Linked DNA regions of Homo sapiens: region 2 is linked to region 1. Evidence: chromatin contacts called from ENCODE Hi-C or POLR2A ChIA-PET data. All regions are on one chromosome and are shown on one strand. Each heading gives the region's core, a stretch centred on a gene start or an enhancer-like site at or near the end of the contact. The rest is flanking DNA. Distances are from core to core; before and after follow the strand shown. Region 1 has its middle 71 kb from the start of NAB1. Region 2 has its middle 37 kb from the start of GLS.

Region 1 (4,579 bases), core at 14-2,513:
GGTGATGGAAGTGTGATTTCACAGATCAAAGGAACGCATAGAAAGCAGCCAGCCTTGAGCCTGTCTCACCCATATCCCACCCAAGAGAACTGGCTGCCAGGAAAGTGGACCCTGGTAACAACAACAACAATAAAAACCAGTGGGGTGAATCACCAAGGGTAGGAGCAGATGGTAGAGACTGTGAAGTGGGAGGCATCTGTGGGGCTTCTGGAAAATTCACATAAGCATCAGTGAGGAAGCCAGTATTTGGATGTCTGCCACCAGCTGCCAGCCCTGGCCAGGCAGGTGAGAAACACTTGTCTGTCTCTCCTGTTCCTCCTCACTAGTCCACACAGATGGGAGGACTGCACAGAATAGAGGAGGATGCTGCCGGAGCAGGTGTGCTACTCCACACCCTGAGTCCCTCTGGTGGGGGCTGGCCAGGGCTGGCGGAGTGGACATTGGTCATTGCATTGGACCCAGACGGAAGCTTTAAATTGGACTTGCGAAAGGAAAATATCTTGGGCTTCCAAAATCACTAAGGAAAACTCAAGCTGGAAACTGCTTAGGGCAAACGTGTCTCGCATTCTATTCGCAGTCTCCCCTCTGCTCACTGAGATAGATTCATATCTGACTTGCCTCCTTTGGAAAGGCTAATCAGAAATCCAGAAGAATGTAACCGTTTGTGTATCAGCTATCTGTGACCTGGAAGCTCCCTCCCCGCTTCGAGTCTTCCTGCCTTTACTTCAAGTCGTCCTGCCTTTCCAGATGGAACCAATGTACTTCTTACATATGTTGATTGATGTCTCATGTCTCCCTAAAATGTATAAAACCAAGCTGTGCCCCGACCACATTGGGCACATGTCTTCAGGACTTCCTGAGGCTGTGTCATGGGTGCATCCTCAACCTTGGCAAAATAAACTTTCTAAATTAACCGAGCCCTGTCTCAGACCTTCAGCGTTCACAGACTATACCGAATCGGGCTGTTAATCTTTGAAAGTGACTGGAACCCTAGAGATCTAACCAAGATATTGTCAGGGAACTCAGCAGAGAGATCGTGAACATGGCAGAACTGAAGGCAAGTGACTGTAGAAAAATAAATTATTTCACGCCTGTACTTCCTACGAACAAGGATTGTTTAGTAAACTAGATGTGGTAGCCACGATTTTCATGATCAACAGAGTGGCAACAGGCAAGACTGAATGATGGGGCTTTGGGGAATTGCACTGGCGATGAATCACCCTGAGATTATGCAGGTGGGGTTTCCCCTGAAGGGACTGGAACTGCTCACTGCCAGCTGTCCTCAGAAGAGGTCAGTCATGGGGCGGGAAATCAGAATGCTGGGACTAGAGTCAGTCTGACTGGATTTCCCAGGAAAGGTGACTGTTGAGTCCCCAGGGCACTTCCTCCTGGAGGGGGAAGGACCTGTGCCTGGCACTGACTTATTCTCTGTTTTCTGTTTCCTTTCCATTGTCCCTGAACCTTTATTGTGATCTGATCAGTGTCTCAAATATTTTGACTTCTGATGTCCTGAGAGGAATTAAGGGGAAAGGTCCACAACCAACCCCTGAGGCAAAGCAGAGGAGGGTTATGACTTCTGTCCTCAGGCCACAGCAGTGGTGGCAGCCACAGGCACCAGCTGAGAACAGCTTTGCCCCAGAGGGACCAGTTTCTGAATACACATGACAGAGCACCTTGAGAGAGTCTCAAGATTCTTTAGCAGAACAGGGGACACTGGGAGTAGGGGCAGAGGGCACTCATTTTTGTCAATAAAACTAGTGTGAGTCAAACTACGATGGCTTCAGTTACACTATAAATAGAATTATCAAACAAGGGGACAAGCTCCTTGTCCCTACAAGTGCTTAAAAAATAAATATTTTTCTTTTAAGGAGTTTTCTAATGGTGTTCCTATGACATTAATTTATTAAACATTTAACATACTTTGCACTTACTGTATATCAAGCATTGTGCTAGGTTCCTTACATACAATTTCTATTAATAACCTGGTTTTGTAGTTGAGGAAACAGAAGCTTACAAAGTGAAATAAGTTGCCTTAGGTCTTGCAAATAATCAGTAGTAGAGACCCCCAAAGGTGAGCACACTAGAATACACCAGCCTAGTCGGGGAGGATGACCATCATGGAAAACCACTCACTGATGGAGATGTGCACAAATTGTTTTGGGCGCATATGACTTAGTGTTATGGGAAAGGGAAGAATAGAGGGAGTGGTCAGAGAAGGTATCTTTTTTTTTTTTTTTCTTGAGACAGAGTCTTGCTCTGTTGCCCAGGCTGGAGAGCAGTGGTGTTCAATCTTGGCTCACTGCAGCCTCCCCAGGTTCAAGTGATTCTCATGCCTCAGGCTCCTGAGTAGCTGGGATTACAGGTGTGTGCCATCATACCCGGTTAATTTTTGTGTTTTTAGTAGAGACGGGCTTTCACCATGTTGTCCAGGCTAGTCTTGAACTCCTGGCCTCAAGTGATCCTCCCACTTTGGCCTCTGAAGGTGCTGGGATTACAGGTGTGAGCCACTTCCCAGGCCCATTCAAGGCTTTTTAAAAGACGTGTCTCCAAGGCTGAGTCTTAAAGATGTGCAAGCAGTTAAAAGAAGAAGGAGGAAGCCTCCTGGGGGCAGGTGAGAGGAGGCTGACACTCCAGACGAAAGGGCCAGCCAAGTGATTCTCACAGAGATAGATCAATAAATATTAAGTTGAATGACAACATGGGCAAAGTCACCTAATCAAGACACCACATAGCTCTGGGGTGACAGGAGGAGACTCCATGCCTGTCAGGATGAAGTGCAGAGGGCGAGGCCAGGGAATGCCGGTGAGGCTGCAGATAGCACAGGTGGCCGTGCGCCAGAGGGAGAAGAAGCAACTGTGTGGACGGCAGAAATGTCTGGAGGTTGTTTTCTGAGAGTGGATCTTGGAATCTAAGATTTCTGAAGTGGAGCACTTCCAGATGAGAGGATCCATGGAGTGATGGCTGGCAATGCTGCCTGAAATGAACAAGTGCTAAGGGTCATTGGAATTAGAGGAATGTCCCAACATTTTGAGGCTATATAGTTTCCTTTCAACACTAAGAATCTATAATTCTATTAATTACCTGGCTTTTCTTGAAATGAATGGATTTGTAAAATGCTTTGGTGTCATACAAAAACAGGTTGCCTAATTAAAAGTTGCTATTGTACTCAGCTTTTCACAAATACACTGCCAGGGTGTTACAATCAAAGCCTGTGATTTTTATGATAGTGCCAATTAAGCTTTTCAGTTTTGTGATGTGTGGACAGAGTATTTATTTGTGATTCTAATACCCTGTGGACCAGTTCACTGGTTTGCATGCAACTGTCAAGCTCAGAGATGTATCACTTGTAAGAAACAAAGGTCCAGTTAGCTTCGAGGATATAGGTAAGCAGCTTAGTCAGAAGCCTCTGAGAGCCTGCCTTATCAGCCACCAAAGACATTTTCAGTGTTTGTAGAAATCTTGACACACTTGCACTAGTCCCATGCATCCTCTCTTTAGACATCTTCCTGGTGCTTGAGTGTGATATTATTATGTGTGTGTGTGTGTGTGTGTGTATTATTATCCATATATATTGGTTTTCGCCCATAGTTCCTGGCTTCTAACTCCCATAGCCCTCGTTACAATGCTGGGTACTTCTGGCCTCAGATTCAGGCTTCAGAAAATAGAACCTCTGTCTCTGACATTGTATTTTTAGTAGAGACGGGGTTTCACCATGTTGGTCAGGCTGGTCTCGAACTCCTGACCTCGTGATCCACCTGCCTCAGTCTCCCAAAGTGCTGGGATTACAGGTGTGAGCCTCTGCTCCCGGCCTTTCCTGCACTCCTTTCACCTGCTTTTTTCTCAGCCCAAGGAAGGAGTCTTTTCCCTCCTTCCTGTCCTGGAGCTGGCCATAAAGAAATTATGTGACCTATTTTGTCTGAATGTGGGTCACAAGATCCCCATTTCAGATGGGGTCTACGCCATACCCTGGAGGAAGAAATGCTGCACAGAGAGGCCAAGAAGAATCTGAACAGACAGGCATTGCTAAGTTTCCCTTCCCAGCCTATTAGTATTGGATCATACCCCTTTTGTCCAATTACATTTCCACAAGGTTGTCAATCATGCCTCTCCAAATGAAGTCTCCATGAAAGCCCATGGGGACAAAGTTCAGGGGGCTTCCTGAAAGCTGAACACATGGAGGTTCCCTGAGGGTGGCCGCCCAGGGAGAACATGGGAGCTCTGCGCCCCTTCCCCTATGCCTCACCCTATGCATCTCTTCATTTTTATTATTTGTAATATCCTTTATAATAATCAGTAAACGTCAGTGTTTCCCTGATTTCTGTGAGCAGCTCTAGCAAATTAATCAAACCCAAAGAGGGAGTTGTGGGAACCCCAACTTGAAGTTGGTCATCAGAAGTTTCGGAGGCTCAGACTTGTGACCTGTTTCTGAGTGGGAGACAGTCTTGGGTACTGAGCTCTCCACCTGTGAGATACGACGTTATTTCCAGGTAGAGAGTGTCAGAATTGAATTGGAGGATGGTGTCTGCTGTGGGATTGATTGCTTACTTGGTGTATGGGGGTAAAAACCCCCACTCATTTG
Region 2 (4,780 bases), core at 1,333-3,832, 130 kb after region 1:
CCACTCCTTACCTCCTCTTTCTGAAGGCTCACCCAGGATGACACAAAAGCACCACTCAAGAATAGTTTCAGACACAATGAAATTTAACTCCTTGTTCAGAAAAGAAACATTCTCCTAAAGGACACAATCCACAGAAATATATCTCCATCCTCAATGGAGACAAATTTTCATAGTTTAACTCCTCAAAGTCTTAATTGTCTGAATTCCAAATTGGGTCCTGCTCAATTTCTCTTAAGTGTCCAACACAGTGATTATTTTTCGAAATAGTAATTTTCTCAAAAACTAAACCATAAACTCTACATTTAGAGACACGAAAACACTCTTCTCACTTCAAATTGGCAGTTTTCCCTCCTCATGGGCATCAAAGTTTCCAAAAATATCTCGGGGCCCAATTTCAGCAGAGCACCAACTTTCTAGCATATGTTGCTCAGTCACTGTCTAGATTCTAGAATGTAAGCCAAACCTTTGTGATGGGTGGAAAATTCCCTCTAGTCTGAATCAGCAGAGCTTCTCTCTCTGCCTCCACCCCCTTGTCACTCAAGGACATTGCAATGATCTACATTTGCTCTTTCTGGGTATTCGTACTGTGTGTAGACCTTTGCTGCTTAATCAGCTTTCAACCAATAGATTCATGTCAGTGAACTGACAGGTCAACCCAAAGGAGGAGAGAATGTACCTTGTTTCACGAAAGATCATCTTTTCTTCTTGCATACCGGTTATCTATTATTATTTGCCTACAAAAATAATTATTGCTCTTCTTCACGATCCTCCAACTGTTCTGATCTGTGGTAACTATGAAAATGCACCTTTCAGATTTCTGCCTGTGGGCACCCTTGGCTGCTGTGCTCTGAAATCATCATTGTATTTGAGCCAAATTCGTGCTTCCTACAGGCTGCTTTTAGCCAATGACTGAGCAATATAGGGATACTAAGGCAGACCTGCTTCTGAGAGTCACAGAGCTCCTCTGATAGGCAACTTTGACTCTAAGATTTCCCAATATTTGCCAAACTTTCTTAGAGCTAAACTGAAGTCTAGGGTGATTCTCCCAATTCTCTTCCTTTTTTTCACTCATCCAACCAGGTCAGGCCTGGGTTGTGCAGTCTGACGGTTCTCCTGGCCTTCATTTTCTACCCCCTACCTACCTTATTTTTCTCTCACAGACATTGCCCCTAACAAACCTCTTTTTCCTCTATCCTATCTTGAAGCCTGACTCTTGGAGGACCCAAGTCAACACCAATGGTACTGATGTTGAGAAATGGGCTGAGAAAACAGGTGACAAAGTAGGAATTTGGGACTGGCTCACTCACCACCTGGCAGGTGAAGGGTTGTCATCCTGGTTGGCAGGCAGGGCACAGATAGTATTTGGCACAAGGTGGTAGTGGCTCAGTGGCTCAAGACTTCACTCATGATGACCTGGAAAAATATCCTGGTGAAGTAAAATGCTGTAGCAAATATGATGATGCAGGCATTTAAAATGCATGGGGAGGGTGGATGGTGCCTACAAATAAACATTTTTAGGATTATTAGTCAGAAGCAGAGATAATACTGATATCTAGAGATTCAAAGCATGGTTATGGTCCCCTCCACCTCCACTAGTGTGGTGGTCTACAGGGCCAGGTAATAAACGAGTTGGCTAAAATTTCACCCACTGGATTCAGGAATCGACTCAGTGGTCATTTCCCAAGTTCCTGAGAATATCATTGGAATTGGCTTAGCATTTGGAATAACTCCCACATTCGGTCCTTGGGCTATCATAGGGGAAGAGGTTAAGTGGAAACCTCTGAAACTGTCCCCAAACCCTAGCCAAGATAATAAATTAAAAAAACAGTATCGCCAGGCACAGTGTCCCATGCCTGTAATCCCAGCAGTTTGGGAGGCCGAGGCAGGCGGATCACCTGAGGTCGGGAGTTCAAGACCAGCCTGACCAACATGGAGAAACCTCTTCTCTACTAAAAATACAAAAATTAGCCAGGCGTGGTGGCACGTGCCTGTAATCCCAGGTACTCAGGAGGCTGAGGCAGGAGAACTGCTTGAACCCGGGAGGCAGAGGTTGCAGTGAGCTGAGATGGCGCCACTGCACACCAGCCTGGGTGACAGAACGAGACTCTGTCTCAAAACAAACAAACAAGCAAGCAAACAAACAAACAAATACTATCATATCCCATGAGATGGTAGAAATGATTGCTACAATTAAAAACTTAAATGATGCAGGAGTAGTAATCACTCCATTTCTGTTTAACTCACCAATGTGGTCCGTGCAGAAACCAGCTGGGTCCTGGAGAATAACTGTGTACTATTACAGACTTAATCAAGTAGTAAACCTGATGATTATAGTTACTGTGCCAGATGTGATACTGTGCTAAGCAGATTAATAAAACTTCAGGTACCTAGTTTTTAGCCATTGATTTGGACAACATATTCTTTTCCATTCCAATTAGGAAAGAAGATCAGAAAAGGTTTGAATTCAGATGAAATAGACAATAATATTGATCTCCGATTTTGTCTTGGGGCTATGGTAACACTCTTACCCTTTGCCATAATTTTGTCTGAAAAGGTCTGAATCACCTATGAGTCCCTCAGAACACCACCCTGATTCATCACATCAATAAAATCATGATGACTGGACAAAAGAGGAAGAGGTGGCCAGTATGCTAGAAGCCTTGGTTAGATACATGCTCCAAAGGGTGGAAGATGAACTCTACAAAGACTCAGGACCTGCTAGTACAGTGAAATATTTAGGAGTCCACTGGCCATTACCTCCAAAGTAAAAGACAAATTGCTGAATCTGTGAACAAACATGGGAGGGGGCATGAAGTGTGAAGATTTTTTGTATTGTCCCTTAATGTTCAGCAAATAGCAACTACCATGAAAAAAGTACTCAACAGATAAGTAGACAAAATGACTCACCCAGTTGATTTTAGTCATCCCAGAACTGACACAGTGGGTACGTGAATGAAGTAGCCCCAGTGGCAGGCATGGAGGCTATATATATATGGGCCCAACAGCATGGTCTACCACATACTGAGACAGACATAGCTACTGCTGTCTCTGAGTGGCCAGCTTGTCAGAACCAAAATCAGTGCTAAGCCCCCAATAACATACTTCTGACCTGTTTTCTCCTTGCCTTCTGTGAAGTATCTGTCACACCCTTTATGAGATGGGAGTGGAACAGAGGTGAGCTCATGGAAAGGTACCTACTCTTGTGACTCCTCTACCGGCTGTCTCAAGTTACCAGACAAATGGATGATTCAACATGCTGGTGGGAAAAGAAAAATACCAATTTTTCCATTCAAGGTTAGTTACTTCAAGAAAAAGAAATGACATAAAATGTGGAGATTGTCCATGAGAAAAGTGAAAAAATTAAAATAATAGACCATTAAAAGAATCCTAACCCGCAGGGGGAAAAAAAAACTAATAAAAAGATCAGATCAGTTTCTTCCAAAAAAAAAAGGCTAAATGAGACTGGTAATATAAAGAACAATGCTATACAAGGAAAGGCAATTTTCAAAAAGTAAGAAGGTATCACAGAAGCACATGTGTTAAATGTATCAACTAAAATTTAGACATGTCAAAAAAAAACTCAAGAAGTATACTTGAGTATCTTGAGGGACTCAAAAATGAATACTAGAAGACTCTAAAATCACTAAATGGTAGAGTCCAGTTGAAATATAATAAGCCCAAATTTAATGTCTTGCTTTAGGAGGATCAGGGGATTCCCAAGCCACATTTTGCTTCTGCAAAAACAAATTAGAGGAATTAGATCAAATTGTGATCATGCTTAGGTCATCTACAACGAATTAGCTAACCATTTATAGAACGACTCCTTAGAAACAGATATTTTTCCAATATTTCGCCACTTTTATTAATATTAAAGTTCTTACCAAAGGCCATAGCTACTCCTTATGGTGCCTTTGTAAGAAATAGAAAAAGATGTTCCCTTGGGAATTTCAGCTTCCACTCTCCCTTGTGAAGGGGCAACCTTATTCCACTCACATACCCACTCAGCAAATAAAACTACCACCTACCCCACATAGAAAACTGAGACCAAGAGTGGCAAACTCCTTCAGCTTCTGTCTTCCCCTTTGATTTACCTCTATCTTTGCGTGTTTTCTGCTGTGTGATTCTTTCCACACATACCCCATCCTCCTCTCCTTTTCTATCCTCCAGGTTCCAGCCATACCCCATTTACACGCTCACCCCTTTAGTCCTGCACTTTCTATGTTTTGTCTTCCTCAGCCTTCAAGGAGACATAAGTCTCCTTACTTTAAAAACACAAAAGTTTTCCCTCCACAAACTTGTTGAAAAAGCACTGCTCCTCTTTATCCTCCCTTGCTCACCTGTCATTTACTCCTCCACGCTCTGCACTATTGTATTACATCTCACCCCTCGATTCAAAGACACAAAAAGGTCACTTTGACTCACTAAATCACAATAATTTCTGTTTCTATCCTTGACATCTCTGCATCATTTGACTCTATTGACCTTCTTTCTTTAAACTTCCCCTGGCTTTTTGGAGAGTTCTACCTCTCTGACTTCTCTTTCTCAGCTTATTATTCTGTCTTTTATTGATTTTTTAAAAGGGCAGGGGAGCGGCGCAGTCTCATCTCTTTCTAAGGTTTAATGATGGCATCTACTGTGGAATAAAAGATCATTGAAAACTTGTACACACTTAATGTTGGTAGAAAATATATTTTATTTTATCGGGGGAAATCCTGTCTAAATAACATTTTAGACTTCTTAGAGAACAAAAAAAACTAAATGTCTTGCTAAGCATAGCAAT

What was found. Hi-C counts contacts between places; a loop is a spot of excess contacts on that map. ChIA-PET counts read pairs that join two places held with the same protein, here RNA polymerase II (POLR2A). Pooled maps may share reads with other maps.
Region 2: a loop to region 1 is called in a pooled map, with 9 times the contacts of the local background. The contact joins two enhancer-like sites. A Hi-C loop is called at or near these places in 11 of 50 pooled maps. POLR2A ChIA-PET finds 5 or more read pairs at or near these places in 3 of 52 experiments (AG04450, activated CD4-positive, alpha-beta T cell and activated T-cell).

The regions. Positions count from the first base shown.
Region 1 is chr2:190,717,693-190,722,271 of GRCh38, forward strand. No RefSeq gene overlaps it. Among named protein-coding and RNA genes, the nearest start is that of NAB1, 71 kb to the left of the region's middle. Within about 2 kb of position 1,264, at least 5 of the 41 ENCODE cell types and tissues checked have a DNase peak (open chromatin) inside an H3K27ac peak, as active enhancers do.
Region 2 is chr2:190,841,454-190,846,233 of GRCh38, forward strand. No RefSeq gene overlaps it. Among named protein-coding and RNA genes, the nearest start is that of GLS, 37 kb to the right of the region's middle. RefSeq lists an enhancer at 1,872-3,071. Within about 2 kb of position 2,583, at least 4 of the 41 ENCODE cell types and tissues checked have a DNase peak (open chromatin) inside an H3K27ac peak, as active enhancers do.